5 separate regions of the Mus musculus genome follow, and all the other regions are linked to region 1. Evidence: chromatin loops called from intact Hi-C (ENCODE). Cell type or tissue: gastrocnemius. All regions are shown on one strand. Region 1 holds the start of Ang4 (angiogenin, ribonuclease A family, member 4). Region 2 overlaps Rnase4 (ribonuclease, RNase A family 4). Region 3 has its middle 9.6 kb from the start of Ear6. Region 4 overlaps AY358078 (cDNA sequence AY358078). Region 5 has its middle 9.8 kb from the start of Mettl17.

What was found. A loop is a pair of places that touch in the nucleus more often than their neighbours do. Peaks named below come from ENCODE experiments on the same cell type or tissue, not always from the same donor. Only the 100,000 strongest peaks of a DNase experiment are listed, where the experiment ranks them.
Region 2: a loop joins it to region 1, with 20 times the contacts of the local background. A loop is called at or near these places in 15 of 42 quality-filtered maps.
Region 3: it touches region 1 in a loop (3-fold over the local background); 18 of 42 quality-filtered maps call a loop at or near these places.
Region 4: it touches region 1 in a loop (5-fold over the local background); 14 of 42 quality-filtered maps call a loop at or near these places.
Region 5: it touches region 1 in a loop (2.3-fold over the local background); 14 of 42 quality-filtered maps call a loop at or near these places.

Annotation. Positions count from the first base shown.
Region 1 is chr14:51,769,412-51,774,411 of GRCm38, reverse strand. It overlaps Ang4 (angiogenin, ribonuclease A family, member 4), which reads left to right and starts at 822. Exons shown (of 2, transcript NM_177544.4): 1 at 822-900. In gastrocnemius, a CTCF peak has its summit at 2,883 (motif pointing left); no DNase peak of the experiment used is centred here.
Region 2 is chr14:51,096,009-51,101,008 of GRCm38, reverse strand. Rnase4 (ribonuclease, RNase A family 4) reads right to left here. Exons shown (of 2, transcript NM_201239.3): 1 at 4,536-5,000. Ang (angiogenin, ribonuclease, RNase A family, 5) reads right to left here. Exons shown (of 2, transcript NM_007447.3): 1 at 4,536-5,000. Among named protein-coding and RNA genes, the nearest start is that of Rnase4, 2.5 kb to the right of the region's middle. In gastrocnemius, a CTCF peak has its summit at 2,491 (motif pointing right); DNase peaks (open chromatin) are centred at 2,506 and 4,592; H3K4me3 peaks cover 435 bases.
Region 3 is chr14:51,860,851-51,865,850 of GRCm38, reverse strand. No RefSeq gene overlaps it. Among named protein-coding and RNA genes, the nearest start is that of Ear6, 9.6 kb to the right of the region's middle. In gastrocnemius, a CTCF peak has its summit at 2,037 (motif pointing right); a DNase peak (open chromatin) is centred at 2,053.
Region 4 is chr14:51,825,044-51,830,043 of GRCm38, reverse strand. It overlaps AY358078 (cDNA sequence AY358078), which reads right to left. Exons shown (of 9, transcript NM_194347.1): 9 at 3,685-4,129. The coding sequence ends at 3,748. It also overlaps the pseudogene Gm6047. Among named protein-coding and RNA genes, the nearest start is that of Ear6, 26 kb to the left of the region's middle. In gastrocnemius, a CTCF peak has its summit at 2,011 (motif pointing right); DNase peaks (open chromatin) are centred at 706, 1,219 and 1,989.
Region 5 is chr14:51,872,533-51,877,532 of GRCm38, reverse strand. No RefSeq gene overlaps it. Among named protein-coding and RNA genes, the nearest start is that of Mettl17, 9.8 kb to the left of the region's middle. In gastrocnemius, no CTCF peak of the experiment used is centred here; no DNase peak of the experiment used is centred here.

The DNA of each region.
Region 1 (5,000 bases):
TTTACCTTCCAGGGAGAAATGCTCTAAGTTGGGGTCTCACAAAATCACATGCAAATATCTATACAATGATGAAGGAAAATCTAGAAATTGACAAAGAGCTAAAATAATGCAATCATGCCCTAGATATAAGATAAACGTATAACAATTTTTAAAATTGCATATATATATATATATATATGTATATATATATATATATATATATATATATATGTCTGTGTACCACGCATATGCAATGCCTGGGGAGGCCAGACCAAGGCATCACTACAGATGGTGGTGAACTGCCATGTGGGTCTGAGAACTGAGCCTGAGTAAGTGCCCGCAACCACTGAGCTATCTGTCCAGCCCTGAAGATGTATATGTTAGAACAATTCTCATAGACTTCTTCACTTCCCTGCTGTGTAGTGTCTGGGTATTCGAAGTCTGACCCCGTGGCTTGTCTACTGTTCGATCTTGGCATTTCCTCATAAGCAGAGCAGACATGCATAATTCCTTCTGTACATGGTCCCCATAATGCTTAGATGTAGACAGCTGGTTTTACAACTGTGCTTTAAAGAACAGGAGTTTGAGTAGCCATATTTTTTTCCTGCAGATGGATGGAGGGAAGAGGAACTCAGGAAGTACTCATTCTCTTCCCTGAAAAAAATGTGTGGTCCACCAGGTGGTTACTATCTGTCCCAGGCATGCTCAGGGAAAGGTGAGTGACTCATTCTTTGTCCGTGATTAGTGTCCTTGGTTTACAAGTCTCTGCCAAAGTAGAGATACATAGGTTTCCCCACCCCGTCACACGAGCACTATATATTACCAGCCTGTGAGGAGTCTCTAGCTTGACACCGAAGGACCCTGTCTCCAGGAGCACACAGCTAGACTCGTCCCCAGTTGGAGGAAAGCTGGCCAGCTTTGGTAAGATTCTTCCTTGTGGGTGTTCAACTCTCTGCTTCTTTTCCTCTGTGCTCTTTCTAGCAGTTCATCTATTTTAGTGAAACCGATTATCCCCCCTTACGCTTTCTGGACCCAAACTCTCGCATTAAAAAGAAAAAAATTGAGAGTCAAAATTTAAAATGAAAACAGGTTCCTTTGGTGTGGTTTGTATCTGGGAAGCAATTAATGGGATTTTGAGCAAGGAGATGGAGATATAGGAGGGTTTCTTCAATTGTGATTAAAAGCCCCCAGACGCTTAGGAAGCCATTTGCAGAAGGGCATGTGACCTGCCGTGTTTTCTTCCATAACAAGCATATGGCTTGGCAGGAATAATAAGAAAAACCCCAAGTCTGGTGATGGTGGCCCACACCTTTAATCTCAGCACTGGGGTGGTAGAGGCAGGCAGATCTCTGAAGTCAAGGCCAGCCTGGTCTACAGAGTGAGTTCCAGTACATCCAGGGCTACACAGAGAAACCCTGTCTCCAAAAAGAAAAAGAAAACCCCAAGCCAGGAAGTGTTTTCAGCAGTACTTTCTCCTTGCTTCTTTCCTTAAAAAAATTATGGATGCTCTTTAAAAACAAAGTAGAACATGAACCAAGATCATAAGATGGTAGGTTGACGGAAGTAAGGAGGAGAGAGGAGGAGGAAGACCAGGCATCAGGTGTTCCATCAGCTGGACTGTTGAGAGGATACACAGAGAATACACAAAGTAGCAAGAGTATACCTAGGAAAAGGGTGTTTATCACATTGCCACCCCTGATGCAGGTAGTTTGCTATACATGTATAGGCTACAAAGCACTGCCAACCCAGAGAAACAGAGGAGGTCCATTCCTGTGAGCACTACCTGGTTAAGAATGGGTAAACTGAGTCTGCACAAGAGTTGGAACTATTCCACTGCAGAAATACGAATGACAGTCATTGTGTAGGTGACTAAGGTTCAGCACCTTTAGCCATGGCAGATTTACATCTGCACTCCCTAACAATAACACTCTTGCTTGTTTTCTCACAGTTATACCTTGCCTGGCTTTGAGGGGAGTTTTAGAGTTAAACACACAGTGAGACAGTTTCAAGGGAGTGGACAGTAGACACTGGTGGTTGAGGTGTCCTGCTGGAAGTTGCTTCCTGGGTGTTTTAGAGAAACCATTATGAGAGACTGCATTGGGTGGGTTGGTAAAAATTAATGTGGAATTTCTGCAAATTAGAAGCAAGTAACCCCTTTTCTGCCCACATAGGCCTGAGAGTTTCCAAAGCCTAAATAGCAAGTATCTTTTTAGGATGAAGACCCCCCCTATGTAGTGTTCATGGTACAGAGCCTTGCCTTACGCAGAGATACTTCAGGGAAGATGTGTTTCAGTGAAACTGGACCAAGGTCACCCCATCACTGATATCTATCAGTTGCTACCTTCTACCATCAACTGAGATTATCTAAATTTGCTGCTGCAATTCCAGTGTTGCTAGATGAAACCGGTAAAGAATCCATTAGTTTAGTAAGAACCACAGACTTTCAAAGCTGGAACCCCCTCTCATTTATGGATGGTAAAGCATAGGCCTAAAGAGAAACAGGAAGGTAACTACCAGAGAGATATTGAGAGTCTGCTGTGAAGCCAGCACTATGATTCAAGGTAAAGAATACAGATCCCTCTCGGCTGTAGATTATAGAGCAGCAGGAAGTATGGATAGATAAATGGTTGTTTCCCTAAGATCACATGGTGTGTTTGGAAAGAGCAGTCACGATAGCTGGTAACTGCTTGCTTTATGGTATCCATAGCATTTGGATCCTCCACATTATTGCTTTTGCTTTGGTGTCCTAAATACCCAGAACCTGGCAACTTTAGGCACTCTGACTGAGCCTACCAATACCCATTCCCCACAATCTGGGTTTTAAGTATAGGTTGGCATCTTCACAAGAGCCAACAGTCCTGCTACTGAATGGCAACATCCCTATCCACTGCTGCCACCTGCTGATCCTTTTGAGTATTACCAGCTCTTGTTATTTTTTTTTTTTATTTTTTTATTTTTTTTGTTGTTTAGGTTGGAGGTAGCCAGGCTAGTCCCAAAACATGACCCAGTCCTCCTTGCCTGCTCTGAGATTGCAGGCATGATTGCAGCATCACACCCAGATCTTCCTCATTTTAAAAGAGAAATTACATCCAAGAAAGAGCATCCCAAGACAAACATAAAGAGCTCAGCAAGTGGGTGTCATGGCGCCCGGCAGCTCTGGTGAAGTAGTCGACACAAGTAAATGCTGGTAACTCTTTAGGGGTGGTCGTGCCTTCTGCACGTGTGCACCATCTCTTCTCAATAAACGAAACAACAAACAAAAAAACCACACACATTTGATTCTGTTACAGATCATAATCTGCTATTCTTTATGGAAGTTTGTTATTTTAGCGCTGTGAAATGACCAAGAATTTGGTGTTCTTTATAGCCTTATACTGAGTCTTTGGTTATCATGAAATAGAAACGGTGGGCTAGAGTGAGATGCTAATTAGAAGGGCAGTTCACTTCCCACTCCATCACCCATCTTACACATGCTCAGTAGAGCCTTCAACCCCTGACCTCCTAGATTCCAAGCTATACTCCTGACTCTGCACTACTGAGCAGATTATAGGCTGAGGTCCAGGACCTCAGCCTTCTACACACATCACATACAAGCACACACACACACACACACACACACACACACACACACACACACACACACACACACTCGCACATGCACATACACCCAAACACACATGCATGTACACACCCGCACATGCACATACATGCACACACACCCACACATGCACATATGTGCACATGCTCACACACACACACACACAGTAAAAGTAAAAGTGTTCAGACCTACGCATGAGGGAAACACAAAATAAAATTAATGGTTAACTTAATGCAGCTGAGAAACAAAATGCAGGGTACAAACAAAATAAAACTTACTTGGAGCTGATTTTCTCTTTAACTGACATTCCCTTAGGCTGGCTGAAGATGCAACATTCCTTGCATTTATTTATTTACGACAAGGTCTCCTGTATCCCAGGCTGTCCTTGATTTGGCTATAGAGACCAAGATGATCTTGAACTTCCAATTCTTCTGGCTCCACCTCCCTAGAACCACATAAACTAGGTGTGGTAGTTCTTAAGGAAGATCAAGAGTTTGGGCCCAGCCTGGGCTACATAGCAAGACCCTGTCTCAAAGTAAAACAAAACAACAAAAAAATCAAAACATAAAAGTTGATTTCTCCTGCTAAGTGTGGGGGCACTCATGGTCATCTGATATGATGGGGTTCTGTGTGGAGGTGCAGGTTTGTGTGTTTCTCAGAAGCCGTGTACCATGTACCATGTTTTCTGGGACCTGAACCTCACCAATTACAATGCTGGCTGGTAGGGATCCTCGTGTTTCTACCTCCACAGCACCAGGAATACAAGTGCTTGTCATGGAGTCCAATTTTTTACTTACTTGACCATTTCCTCCCTGTAGTGACCTTTTTTAAGTTTTATTTTTATCATTTTAAGTTAAGTGTATGAGTGTGTGTGTGTGGGCAGGTATGTGTAAGAGAGTTCCTGGTGTCCACAGAGGTCAGAGCATTGGATCCCTTGGAGCCTGGGTTGCCAGTGGATGTGAGCAGCTTAGTGTGGGTGCAGGGACTGAAACTCAGGCTCTCAGAAGAGTAATATACACTTTTAACTGCTGAGCCATCTCTGTAGCCCCACCACGAGGAGGGTTTTATGTCTCAGGATGATCTTTTTATATTTTTTCTCCAAAGAATTAAGGATATGATCAGAAATTGCTCAATATCTATTATCTCCCAGTTCTCAAAATTTCAAATTTCCTAAGAAATAACATTTTAAAAGTCCATAAGAGAAGATCCAGCAATACCACTTCTGGGCATATACCCAGAAGATGCTCCATCTTGTAATAAGGACACTTGTAACGCCCCACTGTGTTCATAGCAGCCTTATTTATAACAGCCAGAATCGGGAAAGAACCCAGATGCCCCACAACAGAGAAATGGATACAGAAAATGTGGTACATTTATACAATGGAGTACTACTTAGCTATTAAAAACAATGAATTTATGAAAT
Region 2 (5,000 bases), 670 kb after region 1:
AGACAGAAGGATTGCTTGAATCCTGAAGTTCCACCCTAGCTGGATAATGTACAAGACTTTGGGTTTTTTGGGTTGAGAGAAGGGGGTGGTCAAGGAAGAAGAAAGAAAGACAGAAAAGCACAGAACAGAAATGTGGCATCCATTGGGGAGGCATGGGGGTTCCTGAGGCAAGATGGATCATAACACAGGAGCTGAGAGCCAATGACTTGTGGGGATCAAGAACACAGGACAGCCCATGCCCCAAGGCTGGGGACTCCAGGCAGTCGCTCAGTTCCACATTAATGATGAAAGCTGTAGAGATCACCTTGGGATGAAGGGTGCAGGTCTACTTCTCCCAGAGGGCAGAGTTGCTATGCAGTGCATAGGGAGAATGGAACACGTTGTGTGGTACCTGAAGTGGGTCTAGAAGAAGCTCTTAGAGAGCAAAATGGGGAACTCAAGCTTCATCTTCAGAGGCTCTTCGGATGATCTGAGAGAATATTTTCTAGTGTCTCCCATGTTTGTAATACTGCTAACATAGGCAAATGATCTGACAGTGTTGTAAAACAAAACACAAAACAAAACTGAGATCTCTTCATGAAGGCAAGGGACTTAAATTTTTCTGTAAGATCTTTCTGAAGAGGAGAAGAGAGGAGATTCCTACCATCACCTCCCAGAGTTCTCAGTTTACCCTGCACCACATACATCCAGCATAGGATCAAAGGTGTCTTCTGCTGGAGTTTGACCTTCGTATGGACTTTTAAATTGTTATTTCTTAGGAAATTTGAAAATTTGAGAACTGGGAGATAATAAGGAGATAATAAAGCAATTTCTGATAATATCCTTAGTCTTTGAGAAAATAGAAAAAGATCATCCTGAGACATAAAAACCCTGCTCATGGTGGGGCTGCAGAGATGGCTCAGCAGTTAAAAGTGTATATTACTCTTCAGAGGGCCTGAGTTCCGGTCCCAGCACCCACACTAAGCTGCTCACATCCACTAGCAACTCAGGCTCCAAGGAATCTAGTGCCTCTGGCTTCTGTGGGCACCAGGAATTCTCTTACACATATCTGCCCACAGAAACAGACACACATGCATACACTTAATTTAAAATAGTAAAAATAAAACTTAAAAAAGTTCACCACAGGGAAGAAATGGCCAAGTAAGTAAAAAGTCGGGCTCGATGACAAGCACTTGTAATCCTGCTGCTGTGGAGGTAGAAACACGAGGATCCCTACCAGCCAGCATTGTAATTGGTGAGGTTCAGGTCCCAGAAAACATGGTACATGGTACACGGCTTCTGAGAAACACACAAACCTGCACCTCCACACAGAACCCCACCATATCAGATGACCATGAGTGCCCCTACACTTAGCAGGAGAAATCAACTTTTATGTTTTGATTTTTTTTTGTTTTGTTTTACTTTGAGACAGGGTCTTGCTATGTAGCCCAGGCTGGGCCCAAACTCTTGATCTTCCTTAAGAACTACCACACCCAGTTTATGTGGTTCTAGGGAGGTGGAGCCAGAAGAATTGGAAGTTCAAGGTCATCTTGGGCTCTATAGCCAAATCAAGGACAGCCTGGGATACAGGAGACCTTGTCTGTAAATAAATAAATGCAGGGAATGTTGCATCTTTCAGCCAGCCTAAGGAAATGTTAGTTAAGGAGAAAATCAGCTCCAAGTAAGTTTTATTTTGTTTTTGCCCTGCATTTTGTTTCTCAGCTGCATTAAGTTAACCATTAATTTTATTTTGTGTCTTTCTCATGTGTAAGTCTGAATACTTACTTTTACTGTGTGTGTGTGTGTGTGCGCGCGCGCGCGCGTGCGTGCGTGTGCATGTGTCTGTTTGTAGAAGGCTGAGGTCCTGGCCCTCAGCCTATAATCTGGTCAGTAGTGCAGAGTCAGGAGTATAGCTTGGAATCTAGGAGGTCAGGGGTCTAAGGCTCTACTGAGCATGTGTAAGTCAGGTGATGGAGTGGGAAGTGAACTGCCCTTCTAATTAGCATCTGACACTAGCCCATCCTTTCTGTTTCATGATAACCACAGACTCAGAATAAGGCTATAAAGAACACCAAATTCTCGGTCATTTCACAGCGCTGAAATAACAAACTTCCATAAAGCATAGAAGATTATGATCTGTAACAGAATCCAATGTGAGTGTGTGTGTGTGTGTGTGTGTGTGTGTGTGTGTGTGTGTGTGTGTGTTTCGTTTATTGAGAAGAGATGGTGCACAAGTGCAGAAGGCACAGCCACCCCTAAAGAGTTACCAGCATTTCCGTGTGGCAACTGCTTCACCAGAGCTGCCGGGCTGCATGACACCCAGTTGCTGAGCTCTTTATGTTGTCTTGGGATGCTCTTCCCTAGATGTGATTTCTCTTTTAAAAGGAGGAAGATCTGGGTGTGATGCTGCATGCATGCCTGCAATCTCAGAGCAGGCAAGGAGGACCTGGGCAGGTTTAGGGACTAGCCTGGCTACCTCCAACCTAAACAAACAAAATAACAAGAGCTGGTAATACTCAAAAGGATCAGCAGGTGGCAGCAGTGGATAGGGATGTTGCCATTCAGTAGCAGGACTGTTGGCTCTTGTGAAGATGCCAACCTATACTTAAACCCAGGTTGCGGGGAATGGGAACTGGTAGGCTCACTCAGAGTGCCTAAAGTTGCCAGGCTCTGGGTATTTAGGACACCAAAGCAAAAGCAATAATGTGGAGGATCCTAATGCTAAGGCTATCATATAGCAAACAGTTACCAGCTATTGGGTTTCATGGCTGCTGTTTCCAAACACACCATGTGATCTTAGGGAAACAACCATATACCTGTCCATACTTCCTTCTGCTCTATAATCTACAGCTGACAGGGATCTGTATTCTTTACTTGAATCATAATGCTGGCTTCACAGCAGGCTCTCAATATCTCTCTGATAGTTTCCTTCCTTTTTCTCTTTAGGCCTATGCTTTACCATCCATAAATGAGAGGGGTTCCAGCTTTGAAAGTGTATGGTTCTTACTAAGCTAATGGATTCTTTACCGGTTTCAGGAGCCAAATCTAGCAACACTGGAATTGCAGCGGCAAATTTATATAACCTTAGTTGATGATACAAGGTACCAACTGGAAGAAATCGGTGATGGGTGACCTTGGTCCAGTCTCACTGAAACACATCTTCCCTGAAGGATCTCTGGGTAAGCCAAGGCTCTGTACCATGAACACTACATAGGGGGGTCTTCATCCTAAAAAGATACTTGCTATTTAGACTTTGAAAGCTCTCAGGCCTATGTGGCCAGGAAAGGGGTTACTTGCTTCTAATTTGCAGAAATTCCACATTAATTTTTACCAACTCACCCAATGCAGTCTCTCATAATGGTTTCTCTAAAACACCCAGGGAGCAACTTCCAGCAGAACACCTCAACCACCAGTGTCTACTGTCCACTCCCTTGAAACTGTCTCACTGTGTGTTTAACTCTAACACTCCCCCCAAAGCCAGACAAGGTATAATTGTGAGAAAACAAGCGAGAGTGTTATTGTTAGAGAGTGCAGGTGTAAATCTGCCATGGCCAAAGGTACTGAACCTTAGTCGCATACACAACAATGACTGTCATTCGGATTTCTGCAGTGGAATAGTTCCAACTCTTGTGCAGACTCAGTTTACCCATTCTTAACCAGGTAGTGCTCACAGGAATCCGGGTTGGCAGTGCTATGTAGACTAGACATGTAGCAAACTACCTGCAGCTGGGGTGGCAATGTGATAAACACCCTTCTCCTAGGTATACTCTCCCTACTTTGTGTATCTTCATAACAGTCCAACTGGACTAGAACACCCTGTGCCTGGTCTTCCTCCTGTCTTTCCTCCTTTCTCCCCTCAACCTAGCATCTTTTGATCTTGGTTCATGTTCCTCTTTGTTTTTAAGGAGCGTCCATAACTTTTTCTTTTTTCTTCCTTCTTTTTTTTTTTTAGGAAAGAATTGAGTAGGAAATACTGCTGAAAGTACTTCCTGATTCCGGGTTTTCCTTTTTTTTTTTTTTTTTTTTTTTTCTTTTCTTTTCTTTCCTTTTTCTTTTTGGAGACAGGCTTTCTCTGGGTAGCCCTGGCTGTCCTGGAACTCACTTTATAGACCAGACTGGCCTTGAACTCAGAGATCTGCCTGCCTCTACCACCCCAGTGCTGAAATTAAAGGTGTGGACCACCACCACCAGACTCGGGGTTTTCCTTATTATTCCTGCCAAGCCAAGCTTGTTATGGAGGAAACACGACAGATCACATGCCCTTCTGCAAATGGCTTCCTAAGCCTTTGGGGGCTTTTAATCACAATTGAAGAAACCCTCCTATATCTCCATCTCCTTGATCGAAATCCCATTAATTGCTTCCCAGATACAAACCACACCAAATAATCCTGTTTTCATTTTAAATTTTAACTCTTACTCGTTTTCTTTTTAATGTGCAAGTTTGAGTCCAGAAAGCGTAAGGGGTGTTAGTCAGTTTCACTAAAATAGATGAACTGCTAGAAAGAGCACAGAGGAAAAGAAGCAGAGAGTTGAACACCCACAAGGAAGAATCTTACCAAAGCTGGCCAGCTTTCCTCCGACTGGGAATGTGTCCAGCTGCGTGCTCCTGGAGACAGGGTCCTGCGGTGTGAAGCTAGAGGCTCCTCACAGGCTGGTAATATACAGTGCTCATGTGACGGGGTGGGGAGAACCTATCTAAGGATCTTTACTTTGGCAGCGACTTGTAAACCAAGGCCACTAATCATGGGCAAACAAGGAGTCATTCACCTTTCCCCTGAGCATGCCTGGGTCAAATATTAACCACCTGGTGGACCACACATCTCTTTCAGCAATGATAATGTTTGCTAAGCACGGCCTTTTGTTCCTAAGCTGCCTCTTTCCTTATGTGTATGGTCCTTATCCTTGCTCAGGGTAGGACTGAAGTTTCACTGTGCATATGCCATAGATCCAAAAACATATTATCCCTGACGTTCAGGCCAACTTCAGGAACTACTTTGAAAGAAGTCTAAAGGAAGGAGTGA
Region 3 (5,000 bases), 91 kb before region 1:
GCAACCACATGGTGGCTCACAACCACCCGTAACAAGATCTGACGCCCTCTTCTGGTGTGTCTGAAGACAGCTACAGTGTATTTACATATAATAAATAAATCTTAAAAAAAAGAGACAAACTTGTAATCAATTTGTGAATCAGAAAGTCCAAGTTCAGTATTCTTAGAAGGGTTAGGGCCTCTGAGGCCAGGTTTAGATAGTTATCCCTGAATGACCTTCTAGGCAGCTAAAGATATCCTCCTTCTAGAGCCAGAGATATGAATCTGGTTCCATTCTTTTGGACAGTAATTAAAGTCCTGTTCCTCCAGTTTCTGGTTTCAGAGGACTGACCTGCCTATGGGTATGGAGAGTCCAGTTTCTGTGTTCTCTAGATATGCTAACAACTGGCTGCTTGATGATTGTCTCTAGGTCCAGACTTCCTGGTTAAGTCTGAGTGGGAAAGAGTTCCCATCTAGCATCCCACCTCCCTTAAGGGATCAGAGCAAAGAGACACGAGTCTTTGCTTCTTTGCTTCAGTCTGTGGAATGGCTGAAGGACAGTCCTAACAAACAGGAGCATTTCTGCAGTGCTAAGAGAGCAGAGCCTGCCTGGGTTCTCCTCTCTTGTGAGCAGAGGTAAGCAAAGAAATCTTTTGACCCTGGCCTTCATTTTCTTTGTCATCCTTAGCTCTTCATTCTTTTGAAAAAGCACATTTCCACATAGAATTGTTCAAATTGAAGTTTGAGATAAAGCTATGGATGGAAGAATGAACTCTGTCCCGCCAGTCGGAGAGTTGGGGAGAGTGATGCAAGGGAACACATTACTTGCTTAGACAGATGTGAAGGCTAAGGATTTACACTGGTGTCTGTGATAGGAGTCAGATCATAAGACTGTGAGTGGATGCCTGACTGTGGATAGTACTGGACATCATTGGTACAGTAGTATGTTTTTATTTTCTAAACACAATACTTATGATGGTTCAACTTATAAATTAGATATAATAAGAGACTAACTGGAACCATCAATATGATTGAACAACTACTATAATAAAACGTCTGAATGGGGCATTTGTCTTTCTCTGCATCCTGTGCTGCTTCTGCCCACTTAATGGAGTCAATCTTGGGGAATTGAAACTGGAAAAGATGTCTTAGATGAGGAGGTAACTGCATACACCTTTGCATATGAATGAAGAGACCACTGTACATCTGTGTGCATCTAGAGATGATGGGATTACTGTATACACCTGTATGTATATACAGATGAAGAGGCTACTACACACCTATGTATATATATAGAGATGAAAAGACCTTTGCACACACATGTGTGTATAGGGATGAAGAGACTACGGCACAGGCTTGTGTGTATAGGAATGAAAGACTCCTGCATACGTGTGTATGAGCGTGTGTGTGATAAGTCTACTGAACACCTGTGTGACTTACAGAAGTACTATACATGTGTATACTGCTGAACATGTGTGTGTATATAAATATAAAAAGACCATTTCCCATGTCTGTGTGTGTGTGTAATGAAGAGACTATAGCACACACATATAGAGGAATATAGTTTTTCTTCATGCATAAAGTCAGACATTTCTTCTAAATTTAAGTGCAATTGTTGAAATAAATCAGACTTACATACTAAAACATTTCAGGATTGACCTTTGCCCCCTCCATAGTCATTCCTGCACACACATGTACACACATGCATACACATGTACACATATGCACATGCACCCACATTTATTCAGTGACTCCAAGAACTAGAGAGATTCTGAGATGAAAGGAATCTATGAGGTCTTTTATTACAGATCCTTCATTCCACAAAAGAAGACCAGAATCTGGGGTGATGTTGCAGGCTGACAGAATGGGACAGGTGACTCCCAAATCTGAGGGCTGAACAGCACTTTGACAACTTCAGAGTTGAGGTGGAGATCTCCTGCAGAGTGTGCAGTCTCAGAAAGAGAAGAAGAGGCTGAAGCTGGGCACCTGCAGGAGGCTAAGAAAGGTTGGGCTATGAGCTAGCCCACAGTGAGGTCTGTAAGAGCTCCTTGTGGTCAGCAGAGGGCAGGAGCGGGCTATGCATTCCTGTGCTGGTGCAGGGCTTGGGAAAGGAGGACCTGGCATAGGGATGGCCTCATTTCCTCCTGAAACACAGAAAACACAGATGTGGATGTTCTTCCCACTGGAATCTTCTCAACTAGAGTCTCTTTACTAGACTAAGAATTTTGTAACTCTCAATGGACTGCTCAACCTTCTTAGTGTGTTAATAGGGAAACTGGTATGAGATGGGGGTCCTGCTTTACTCTGAAATGAGATATCATCCCAGTGGGGTTGTCCTTCCATGTTCAGCAGCCTTCCCCTTTGATGACACTATTCTGGGATACGGCTGCTTAGAACACACTAGAGATGAAAGCAGTTAGGATAAGTCTTGGAGACAGTAATTTAGAGGCTGCATATTGGTTTCTAGGACACCCCTAGCTCTTGTATCCTTCCCAAACCTACAAGGCTTTTATATATCAGTCTTATCCATAAGAACACCTTTTTTTTAGTATCATAGTGTTTTCAGGGACTCCAGGGCTCAGCAGCTCTGGTCCTGCTCAGTGTATGGCATTTATCCAGCACGAGGCTGTAGGTCCTACCAATTCTCCAGCTTCTCACTGATTTGCCTTCAGCCAGATCACTCTCTTTGAACCAGTAGTAGTCTTGGCATTGTCTCCTCAGTGTTGGGTTACTGAATAAACTACCTCCCACCTTCTCAGGAGCTGAGGACTGTTTTTGTTTTGTTTTATATCTTTGTTTTTTCAGAGACAGGTCTCACTATTTAGCTCTGGGTGGCTTGATATTTGCTGTGTAGATCAGGCTAGGCTCAGACTCACTCAGAGCTACTTGACTCTGCCTATCAAGTGCTGGGGTAAAAGCTTGTGCCATCGTGTCTGATGCCACTGAAGGAAGCATCTACTTCAGATTCTGTTGGGTGTGGCATCCAGGAAATTTAGATCCACACTGTCCAAATTTTCTGATTTCTCAGAAGGCAGAAATAAGGATTATTTTAGGTTGAAAACTGTAGATATTTATTTATTTATTTATTTATTTATTTATTTATTTATTTATTTAATATATGTAAGTACACTGTCACTGTCTTCAGACAGACCAGAAGTGGGCATCAGATTCCATTATAGATGGTTGTGAGTTACCATGTGGTTGCTGAGAATCAAAGTCAGGAACCCTGTAAGAATAGTCAGTGCTCTTAGCCAATGAGCCATCTCTCCTGAAATCATTAAATTTTTATATTTGTAGTTAATTTCAAAACTTAAAAGGCACAGTATAGTTCAGTCAGAACAGAGATATGGGCATCAGGTCTCTGCTTCTATTTTGTGACTTTATCCTTTGCTTTGTAGTTCATGGCCACGTCGTACCCCTTTACTGTGACTGTGAACTTGCAGGAAGAACAGTATAGAGCTAGGCACACAAACAAGTCAGCTAGTGGAAATTAGGTAAGCCTATCACAACATTGTTATGGACAACACGTTTGAAGAAGCTGTCTGTTCCAGCAAACAGGACCTGATTGCCATCTTTTTGTGTTAAAGGAAAAGCAACTAGTTCACTCAGGGTGCAGGAGGGACAAACAGGCTTAGCATACCAACACTGGTTGCCTGTTCAGGCCTGTCCCCTTTATCTTCCATTTTCTCTCTCCTGCCAGCTCTTCTCCTTGGAGTTATGGCTTTTTGAGGTTTCTTGTTTACTGAGTATGTCATTCAGGCCAACCTGAATCTTCTGACTTTTTCCTCCCAAAGTGTTGGAATCATGGCAGGAGCCATGGAATCCTAATGGACTTTGCATTGGTGTACGTGAGCTCTCTTGCTGATTTGCAGTGGTATGGAGTGTTAAGAGATGGTGAGATGGCTCAGCTTGGAAAGCACTGAGAAGAGGGGTGGGGTAAGGAATGAGATCTCAGTGGAATAAGGGCAGCCTATGCCTGAAGCATTATATACTTGCACGAGCAGTCCTTAAATAACTTACTGTAATCATGAATGTTCATGTGATAATAACAAAGCCATACAACATGGGTTCTAGTTTAAAGCTCATTATAAAATCATCCCCTCTTTTGCCTTGAAACTCCCTCCTCCTTCCGAAAAAAATCCATTGTCATTCTTTATTATTATTATTATTATTCCCATTATAGCACAAGATACTATCCAGGATGTGTCAAAAGACCTTTTTAAGTTGTCCCAAATCTTTCCAATGAACCCCATATCAAAAGGAAGAATGGACACCCTGCTCTCATTGAGCAAGGATATACTTTTTCTCAGAGTACTGAATCATTTAAGACTATGTAAACTCAAGTTTTCTTGCTGAAATGGGACAGTTTGTTCATAGGCCTGGGAAATATTTTGTACTTTATAGGGTATGAAGCAAATGGTGTGAATACAGGGATCACAGATGAGTAGAGACTTATCTCTTACAAGTGCAACCTCCTCACCCAAAAGTTCTGAGGAGTTGCAGGGTTCATCCCTTTTCTACTTTTCCCTGGATGGTTCGAGTTGCAGGGTTCATCCCTTTTCTACTTTTCCCTGGATGGTTCGGTGTCCCATACTGCCATTCATCCTGGTGTTGTCTATTCCTTGCTAAGCTCATCCCATTTAGAAGACTTCTCTTGAATATTCATGTGTTCATGGACAATGTACTGGATGTCTTCATCCAAGACCTTCCCATACTTTCCATGTATGCAATGATTTTCCACAAAACAACAGATCATTGTAATTCTCCAACATCACATCCATGTACAATGTCCTCTGAGCAAAATTGAGACATTCCCATTCCTCCAGTGAGAAGTCCAAGGCCACGTTCTTGAAGGTCAGTAGACCCTGTGGTTTATTTACCAGAGACACACTCATTCTTGTTGTTGTTCTTCTCCCAGGGTCTCTGGAAGGTGACAGGACCAGCTGCTCAATGTCCTAGGAGGCCAGCACAACAACTGCTGCTTAAGAAAGTTCTCAGGTTCTGCAAATACTAGGCACTAGT
Region 4 (5,000 bases), 56 kb before region 1:
ACAGGCATTGGTAAGGTGCTGGTTTTGTGGCAATCTTTCTGGAATCAGCCCGCTGACAACAATGAGACCAGAAGAGAGGTGGTGTCACCTATGGACTCAAGCCAGGATAACTCCAATTATCAGTGAGTGCACATCATAACTTGCAATATATAACTTGTATAAAACACTATAGTTTCAATTTTTAAGAAGATGAATTTGAACAGATACCGTAAACATAAACAAAAATTTCTTGTGAGCCTTGGCAAATGTTTTTGAGACAAGAATTACCCGTGTAGCTGTAGATGTCCTGAAAATCACCAGGCTGGCCTCGAACTCAGAGATTTTCCTGTGCCTGCCTCCCAAATGCTGGTATTAAAAGCATGTACCATGATAGGTCAATAGTCACTGTGGGGTAAGAAATGGGTTCCAGAGTCAAGCCCAGGACTCAGGCCACTGGGTGAGGTGGATTAGAGGAGTTTTACTGTGCACACCTCATGGTACTGCTGTGCAGGCACCAGACTGTGGGAAGCCGAAGGACCCTACTCTGGGGGTGGGCAAGGAGCAGTCTGAGGTTCCGCTGAACCTGCTAGAGTTGGACTCAGACTCTCTGGCACCTCAGACACTGCTGGGTACCGTGGAAGATCCAGTTCTGGGGTCCCTGGGATGCACAGAGGCCTGGGACATCAGGTTCTCAGTCCTGGACACTGCAGATGCAGCTGGATATGGGAGAAGAGCTGAGAACAGAATGGGTACAGGAGGGACCCTTGGGTGGACCCTGGCCGGAGGCCGAAGGGAAAGGGCCTGGAGGAGGGTTCTCTGGCTATATCTCCATAGGGCAGGGGAGAGTATCTGGCTAGCTCAGGTGGATTGCTCGGGATTGGTGGTGGTGGAAGTGGCTGGGAACACAGAGAGGTCTCCTGGCAGGAGGTTATGCACAAGCAGTTCTTTAGCAGAAGATTCCACCCAACTACCTACTCCCGCCTCACCACCATTGTATTCCTCTACACTGGGGCATCAAGCTTCTACAGTATCAAGGGCCTCCCCTCCCACTGATGCCAGATGAGGCCACTTTAGCTATTTCAATTCTTCTCCTAACTCCTCCATTGGGGTCAATCAGTCCAATGATTGATGGTGAGCATCTCCATCTCTATTGGTTAGGATCTGGCAGAGCATCTCAGGAGACAGCTGTATCACTCTCCTGTCAGCAAGCAGTCCTTGGCACCTGAAATAGTGTTTGGGTTTGGTGTCTGCAGGTTGGATGGATGCCCAAGTTGGGTAGTCTCTGTATGGCCTTTCCTTCAGTCTCTGCTCCATTCTTTGTCTCTGTATTTCCTTTAGACAGGGGCAATTCTGGATTACAATTTTAGAGATAGGTGGGTAGCCCTTCCCCTCAACTGGGGGACCATCCCTAACCGCTGGTCATTGTCTCAACAGGTTCTCCTTCCCCTTTGTGTGGTATTTCAGCTAATGTCATTCCTGTAGGTGTACTGGAAGGCTCTTGTTTTCCTGTTTTTTTTTTTTTTTTGTGGTTAGTAAGTTTAATTCAACCATTATACCCAGTTCTGCCTCATAAAAAATAGCAAAATGTTCCTATCAAAATTGTATTATCGCTGGGCGGTGGTGCTAGGATTTATGCCTTTAATCCTAGCACTTGGGAGGCAGAGGCAGGTGGATTTCTGAATTCGAGGCCAGCCTGGACTGCAGAGTGGATTCCAGGACATCCAGGGCTACAGTGTCTCAAAAAACAAAAACAAAAACAAAAACAAAAAAAAGTATTATGATGTAAGGACAGGTTTCTTGCTCTGACACAGCGATAGAAAAATATTGGCACCAAATACACTTAAAAAAAGTTTTAATGCTTAATGTAGGTGACAATTGTATATCACTGGATTTATCTGGGCACTAATATACAGATTCACACTCCGAGCCCAGCTGCAGCAGTAGATAGAAGGATGGGAGATGAATAAGGCAGCCACTGCTGTGGACCACTGTCGCAGGTCCCCATATCCTCCCAGCCATCCAGGCCAGCAGGTGGCGCTTGAAGCTTTTCTCTCACAGGGCTAAGAGCAGAATCAGCATAGTGATGTTAGATTCCTCGAGACAATTCGATTTGGAACTCACAAATCATTTTCTACTTAAGAGAGCAGTTATAAAAGGATTATCTCTATCATTGTATTATTTCCTTATAACCTAAAAAAGTTAGTGTCTGGGCTAAATAAAGTCAACATCATTTATGACATTTTCTTAAATGGAAAAAAATGCTCTAAATTCCAAAATAGAGCGCATGATGACTGAACCACAAGCCATTTGAGTTGTTAGAGAATTACATACATGTAAGACCTGTTACTTGGCTTCAGGATACAGGGCAGCTGAAGAGGAAAACTCTGGTTGATAAAGCCACGGTCAGACCGGGTAGGACGCAGAGCCTGGCAGGTGGCTCCTGCAGGCACTTGTAGGTCGGTGTGTCACTCTGTAGGCACTAGAAGCAAAAGTAGCACCGCTCAGAAGCCCCTTCCACAGATGCACAGCAGAGGGGAAAGAAGGAACCCCCCAAGGGCTGAACAGGGACATCTGCCTGGCAGGAAGTGACATGACTCTACCTCTGCTGTCAAATGACTGCTCTGACCTTCTGCCAAAACACTTAGTATCCTGGCTTAAGGAGCACTGTTTATGAGCAAGGTCAAGAAGTCTAAAGCTTTCTAAAGGCAGCTCTTGTGCTTTGGTGTAGAGAGTAGCACTTTTCTAAGCGTTGAAGCAATGCACAGGCATTTATAAGGAGCTGACACTAAAAACACCTTTCCATACATTGGTAAAGCAGCCAACGAACCCAACATCCTTCAGCAAGCTTTCCTCCCAATTATAGGAGCAAAGCAAGACAGGAGAACAGGAATCCACCCAATACCTGGACATATATGGCCCTGCGGAGGCCAGAGACCTTCTGTACAGGAAGAACCATGAACAGGGAGAACCCCTCACAGGTGCAGAACTAAGGCCTATGCTTAAGGCTGATGAGACAAACAAAAGGAACAACCCATAAGCAAATCTGGCATGAAGGGAACTAAGCCAGCTGTAGAGGAAGACAGGCTGCTATCTCAGACCTGGCCATGATTTTAGGTGCAGTATGGGACAACTCAGAAGACTGGTGTATAAAAAAACCCTTCCACCCAGGATAGGACTGAGAATAACGGCTTGACTTCCTGTTGACTGCTACCAAAAAGAGCAGTCATGTTTCAATACTACAGAGTGACATAATGGGGGAAGGAGAGAAGACATTAGGGTTCTGAGGCATCTCAGAGGGGGAAGCATTTAGTGATAGGCATTTCCTGAAAGGCTTAGTTAGTGCAGACTCCACTTTAAGAGTTTCTGTTTGTGTGTGTCTCCTCCAGCCCACAGTGAGAGTAGTGTGGGTTTTTTTTTTCTAACCAAACCATACTTATATGCCCAACAGCCAGCAGCCTGCTAACACAAGGACAAGAAAGACCCTGGAATCCTTCTGTTAACGGCCCAGCTCTTCTGCCTTCCCCACAACTTTACAGATGTGTTTCATAGAGAGCAGTTAGAGAGGAGGGACCAGAGCATCCCAGTTTACCCCACAATGTATGTCTTGGCAGTCCTCTGTGCAGCTCTGCCCATGACAACAAGGCCTATGAGCAGTCAACCCCACACGCATGACAAACCCTCTCCCACCCCAGCTCATTTGAGTTAAAGGAAACACTAACATTCAATTCAATCTCTGCCTGATCTAGTTACAGGCAGAGCAGGAGCTTCTCAATAGAAGGAGAGGCTGGATTTGCCTCCTGGTGGGTTCAGGACTTTGTTGTGGGAGCGAGGTCGTGGCCCCAGTCTGGGCTCATGACTGTCAACTGTAGCTGTGGGCTCCGGTATCTTTGCATGCTCTACTTCTTTTGAGCTTCCTTTGTCGCCCTGCTCTCCTCTGGGTGTGGAGTCTGTTGCAGATTTCAGGTCAGACTTAGAGTCTTCACCTTCACACAGCAAAACATGATCCTTGGGCTTGTTTGGGTGTGCCAGAGGCACAGTGGCAGTGACTGGGGACCCAAATATGTCACTGGTCTTCCCACCGGGTGGATTCAAACGTTGACGAGTTTCCACAGGAGTTGATTCATCGAAGATCCCCCACTTTCTTTGCCTCCTGGAGGATTTGTCCTCTTGGGTATGTTTTTAGGTTCTTCAGTTGGTCCGAAAATATTAGATGCCATCCTATTAGACTTGCTTGAAGAAATACCTTCTTCTGGACTTCCAAAAAGATCGCTCGATTCTCCTCCCAGGGGCTTTTCATGGACCGGGAACCTGATTTGCCAGCTTGGTAGTCCGCGCCCTGGAACATGTAGGCCGCCGTCCCGCGTTTTCACCTGTTTTCCTGTTATCTGGGACTATCTGGTTGCTACCCCCAGTTCCCCAAGGCACTCAGTGCTGAGGATTTTCCTGATAACACTGCTTTCCTTGTGTCCCAAATGATGGAGTGTGGTGCTTCTTTGTTTTCATTGAATTACAGAAAGTCTTTCTTTCCTGAGCAAGTTATCATTGAGTAGATAGTTTTTCTGTTTCCATGAATATGTGGGCTTTGTGTTGTTCTTGTTGTTATTGAAGACCAGTCTTAGTTCCTGGTGATATGATGGGATATGTGTTTTTCTCTCAATCTTCTTGTATCTTTTAAGGCTTGTTTTGGGTCTGATTATATAGTCAGTTTTATAGAAGGTTTCATGGTGTGTTTATAAAAAGGTATCCTTTTTAAAATTGGGAGTGAAATGTTCTGTGGATATCTGCTAAATCCATTTGGTTCATAACTTCTCTTACTTACACTGCATCTCTATTTAATTTCTGTATCAGTGAATGTAGAGAGATGAAATATCCCATTATTGTGTGCAGTTCAATGTGTGTTTTGAGATTTAGAAAGGTATCTTCCAAATCAGGGTACCATTGCACTTGAGGCATAGGAGTTCAGAATTGAGTCTTCCTCTTGGTAGATGTTTCCTTTGATGAGTATGAAGTGTCCTTTCTCA
Region 5 (5,000 bases), 100 kb before region 1:
CTGGCTCTTCACGATGAGCGATCCTCAGCCTCAGAGAGGGTAAAGAAGGGGGCATGATGTGAAGACTGAATGTGAGGAATTCTCACTGGAGGGTAGAGGCAGCTGTGGGGAATCATGGAGCTGTGGTCCTGAGAAGAGTGGGCAGACAGCAGGCGGGACTGGATAAGGGGCCCGAGAGAGCAGTTAGAGGGTAGAGTTAGGCAGTCTATCTGCTCCCTCCCCAATTCCTTTTCTCTTTTCCTCTGTCTCTTGTTTTTCTCCTTTCCCTCTTCTCTCTGCAGCTCTCATCCTTTCCCCTTTTGCTTGAGAAGTCCTCTACCAAATGAGTTACAACTCTGCAACTTTTTATTTTTTTATTTTTGAGACAGGATCTTGCGATGCTTGCGCAAGGCAGGCCTTGAACTTGTGCTCCCCTTGCCTTGGGCTCTAGAGTAGCTGGGATTGCAGGCTGTATCACAGCAGGTCAAGCAGAATGCAGTTAAGTTTTGAATGCCAATGGCAGCACGCCTTATTTCGTGGGACATCACAGAGGCTCTGTTATCTCCTTATACGATGGGATTGGGAAATACTTGCCTTAGTTTACAAGAACATAGGGAGATCCGATTTAAAAGTATAAGCAGTCAGCAAAACCATCTATCCTGATGCCTAAAACCTGAGCCAGGAAACCAGGACACTCAAGGAAAGTGGGCACCACTCCTGAGCCCCTGACTCCTGTCACAGCTACAGCCTCCCACAGGCTCCCCCCCCCAGCCCCCGCCCCCGATACTCCAAGCTCCTGACATTCTGTTAGAACTCCACTCCCACAGTTACCTGGAAATAGTCAGGTATGCTCCTCTCCACAGTTACCTGGTAACAGCCAGGTAGACCAGGCCCTCTATAAAAGGGGCTGCTTGCTTCCTCCCCTCTCTCTTACCTCTTATTCTCTTGCTTTTACTCTTGCTCTCTTGCTCCCCCTCTGTCTGCCTTCCCTCCCTTTCTTCACATAGCCATGGCCGCCCTCTATTTCTCTACCCTCTCCCTCTCTCTGCCTTTCTACAATAAACTCCTTAAAACCATGGACTGCCTCTTCTCATCCACCATGCTAGAGCAATGGAACAGGTCTTCCTCTAGAGAGCTGTATGTCTAACCTCCCGCAGTGAGGCCTCTCTGCGCTCCAGCCACAGCCACCACCAACCCAAGCCCCACTGAACAAGCCACCAGGCAAGACAAGGACTCTCGCCCCCATGGTAACCTGCCAGAGCTCTCTCCTTCTACCCTTTTTCCTTTGCGCCCTCCCTGCTTCCCCCCTCCCCCCAGTCTGCCCAAGGGTCCCCACTCTGTTCTCAGCTCTTCCACGACATCCAGCAGTGTCGGAGATGTCCAAGACTGAGAACCTGATGTCTCTGGCTTCTGTGCGACCCAGGGACCCCAGAACTGTCTCTTTTGAAGCCCCTAGTGGTGTCTGTGCTGCCTAACTCCGGCAGGTCCTCTGGGACTTCAGACTGTGCCTTCCCCAACCCCGGAGTGGGGTCCTGTGGCTTCTCACAGCAGACTTCCACCCAGCAGTTCCATGGGTGTGCACAGCAGTCAAACCTTCCCTCGGCATCCTGCCTCACTCAGTGGCCCCGAGCGGATGCAAGACCCCATTTTTAATCCACATAGGTCCTTTGATAACAGAGTTAAACATTTCCACTTCAACAAGGAATTCTGATAATCAGGCAAGCACATTCAAATTATATAATGCACAGCAAGGCTTCTTTTCTTCAGAAAGACTTCTTAGCATGGCTACATCACTTGACCTAACGATTCTAGCCATTTCTATGTTCCATCCTGCATTTGTTGGCATTCCAAATTCCCTACTTGAGAAATACCATTATCTTCTCACAGAACCTTGATTCAAACCCCCAACATAAAAGAAAAAAAACCATTCTAATCCCCAAAGCAAATTGCAAAGGCACATTTGGCATTTATTGAGCAGTTCAGGTGAAAAATCAAGTATTCTTTGAGATGGGGGAGTCTTGTCTTCTCTTTACAAGGATGTGGTCCTTCTCTTAGGTGACAGCTCCATCTACTCTAGTTTTCTGAACAAATCTGGAAGCAAGAACCAAGATTAGGAGAGGCTGAAGAGATGGCTCGGCAGTTAAGAGAGTTAAGAGTACTTGCTTGTGAGGAGCGGGTGTGGCGGCAGTCCCAAGAAGGCACCAGGGACTGCAGCTAAGTCTTATGACTTGCACTTGACTTCCTCACCTGAATATAAGCCACAACCATCATGGGAGCTGCGCAGGTGTACCAGGATACTGGCGAATCCATTTTGGTGGAGATATGCCCCTGCTGCCCTGATTAGCTGAAGCTGCGTGCCTGGTGAGGTGACGTGGCCTGCCGTGAGTGGATGAGGGCTGAGAGTATATAAGAGTGAGAGGCCCGGGTTAGTTAGAGGATTATTATTCGAGAGAGGATTATTATTATTGGGAGAGATAGATAAAGAGAAAGAAGAGAGAGGAAGACTGAAGTTTGCTGAATAAACTGCTGTTAGAAGGACTGGTGGTCGTGTCATTCTTGCTGGTCGAGAGCGGACAGGACACTTGCTCTTTTATAGGACTGCAATTTATTTCCCAGGGCCCACAATGGGCAACTCACAATAACCCTATCTGCAGCTCCAAGGGATCTCACGCCCTCTTCTGGTCTCTATGAGCACCTACAGTTACATGCACATACCCTCTGGAAAAGACACATTTTTTTTTTTTTAAGAAATATGATTAAGAATATTCTGGGCCAGGGTTGCAGAGATAGCTCAGCAGTTAAGAGCACTGGGCTGCTCTTCCAGAAGACCTGACTTCAACTCCTAGCATCCACATGGCAGCTCACACCTGTCTGTAACTCCCCAGGTTCCTTGGATCTGACACCCTCATACACACCTACATGCAGGACGAACAGCAATATGCATAAAATAAAAGTACATAAATCATAAAGAAAATGTGTAAATTGCTCTTTAAGAAACTATTTTGTGCTATGGCAGAGGCACAGAAATAAAAAAAGTGCACAGAAGATGTGAAGGAAGAGTGGTGACTAAGCCAGTTTCTGAGATGGAGAAGAGAGAGAAGGAAAGGTGGGGAGGAATTAGAGTAGAGACACTTTGTATAAGGTATTTTTCTTTCATTTAAAACATCTTTTAAACATTCATTTAGTGTGTGTGTGTGTGTGTGTGTGTGTGTGTGTGTGTGTGTGTGAGAGAGAGAGAGAGAGAGAGAGAGAGAGAGAGAGAGAGAGCCTATGCACAGGCACATGTATGGATGCCAGAGGACAGTATGTTGGAGTTGGTTCTCTTCCACTATGTGGGTCCTGAGGATCAAACTCATGTCATTGGGCTTGATGGAAAGCTACTTTACCTATTGAGGCATCTCACTGGCCCTGGCCTTTCTTGCCAATGAGAGAGAGAGAGAGAGAGAGAGAGAGAGAGGAGACAGGGACTAATCCTCACTTCACAACTTTCACAGAAAATAATGGTTTTCACAACAACCCTCCTTTTGCTTCTGCTGCCTTGATCACGTGTTTCTTCAGCCCTAACTTTGTGCAGACATGGTCACTGAGAGGGTCTTACAGCGAAAAAGTATCTCGGCCTTCTTGGGCCAAGGAATACCACAAAATCACACCACAGCAGACCTCATGAAAGAGATTTATTGGGGGCAGGCACAAAATGGCCACCTCTGAGCAGTGATAGAGAAAGCCTCAGACCAGGTCATGATGGCTGGTTTTATAGGCAGGGATCAGAGTGGAGGTTGGAGGTGGGGTCATGGAACATGCGCATAGGGACCATACAATGATGGTGACAGTGGAAACTTGGCTCATTGGTCATTAGTGATGGTGGGTTGTAGGCATTGAGCCATTAGAGGCAGAGTGGGGGACTGGGGAGCAACTGTTTCCGGAGTGTGAGAGGTTCTTAGTTGACTAACTGTCATGCCTACCGGCATGCAGGATCTCGGACAGTTTCAACCAGTGCTGTAATCAGGAGCAGGAGAAGGGTCTCCAGGGTTCTGCAAGCCCACCAACCAAACACCTTCAAATACAAGAGAGTAAAGGACATGCAACATCACACCTACCAGATCTTCGAATCTTTCAATGAACAACTGTTACTCTAAGGAACTCAAGCTAACTAACGCATGGGTTTCTCTGCAGGGTCTTAGCCCGATGTCACCATAGGTCTGAATGTCATCCTGGAGAAGTCGGCACATTCTCAGTGCCTGTGTGTGGGTTCTCATGGAAAGCTGGTCTCAGCTGTCTGAAGAACCTTATATTGATTTGCATAGTGGCTGCAGTAGCCACTATACATTCCTACTAGCCACGTATAGAGGATCTCTCTGGCACCCACCCACCAGTATTTGCTGTAATCTGTCTCCTTGCTTTCTGAGTGGGACTAACCTATGAGAAACAGTTCAACGTCACTGACCGTCAGGATACTGTGGGGTAAAGTACACGGCTGTCTGTCCTTCTGCAGTCTACAGGCCTCTGGTGCAATCTGCCTTGCTCCAGGGCATTTATCCTCTTTTCCAAAAGACAGGCAGATCTGCTGGACTCCTCCTTTGTTCCGTGATCCTCAGCCACCTCAGTGGAGTGGATGTAAGGAAGGAGAGGAGAAGAGTGAGGGAGTGTGTGCAGAGAACCTTGCTGTGTGGCAAGAGCAAAGGCACTGAGGTGGGTATGGCTGGGCTTGGAGGTGGGGTCAGATCTGTGCTGCTCATTTTGGCAGCATTTCTTTTCATTTCACAAGTTTTTCAGGTTTGAATTTCTGTTACCACAGACCCTCTTCACAGGCTCAGAGGGTGAATGTGGAACCGTTTTGTTGTTGCCATTTTATACATATATAGTGCGTGCATATATTAAATTAAGGAAGTATATACAGTAAAAATATATGTGATATAGATATGTGATATTTTATGTGTTTTTAATGCTACATGTATACTGTAAATTAATTATGTACACTGAAGAGTATGATTTACAAACACACACACACACACACACACACA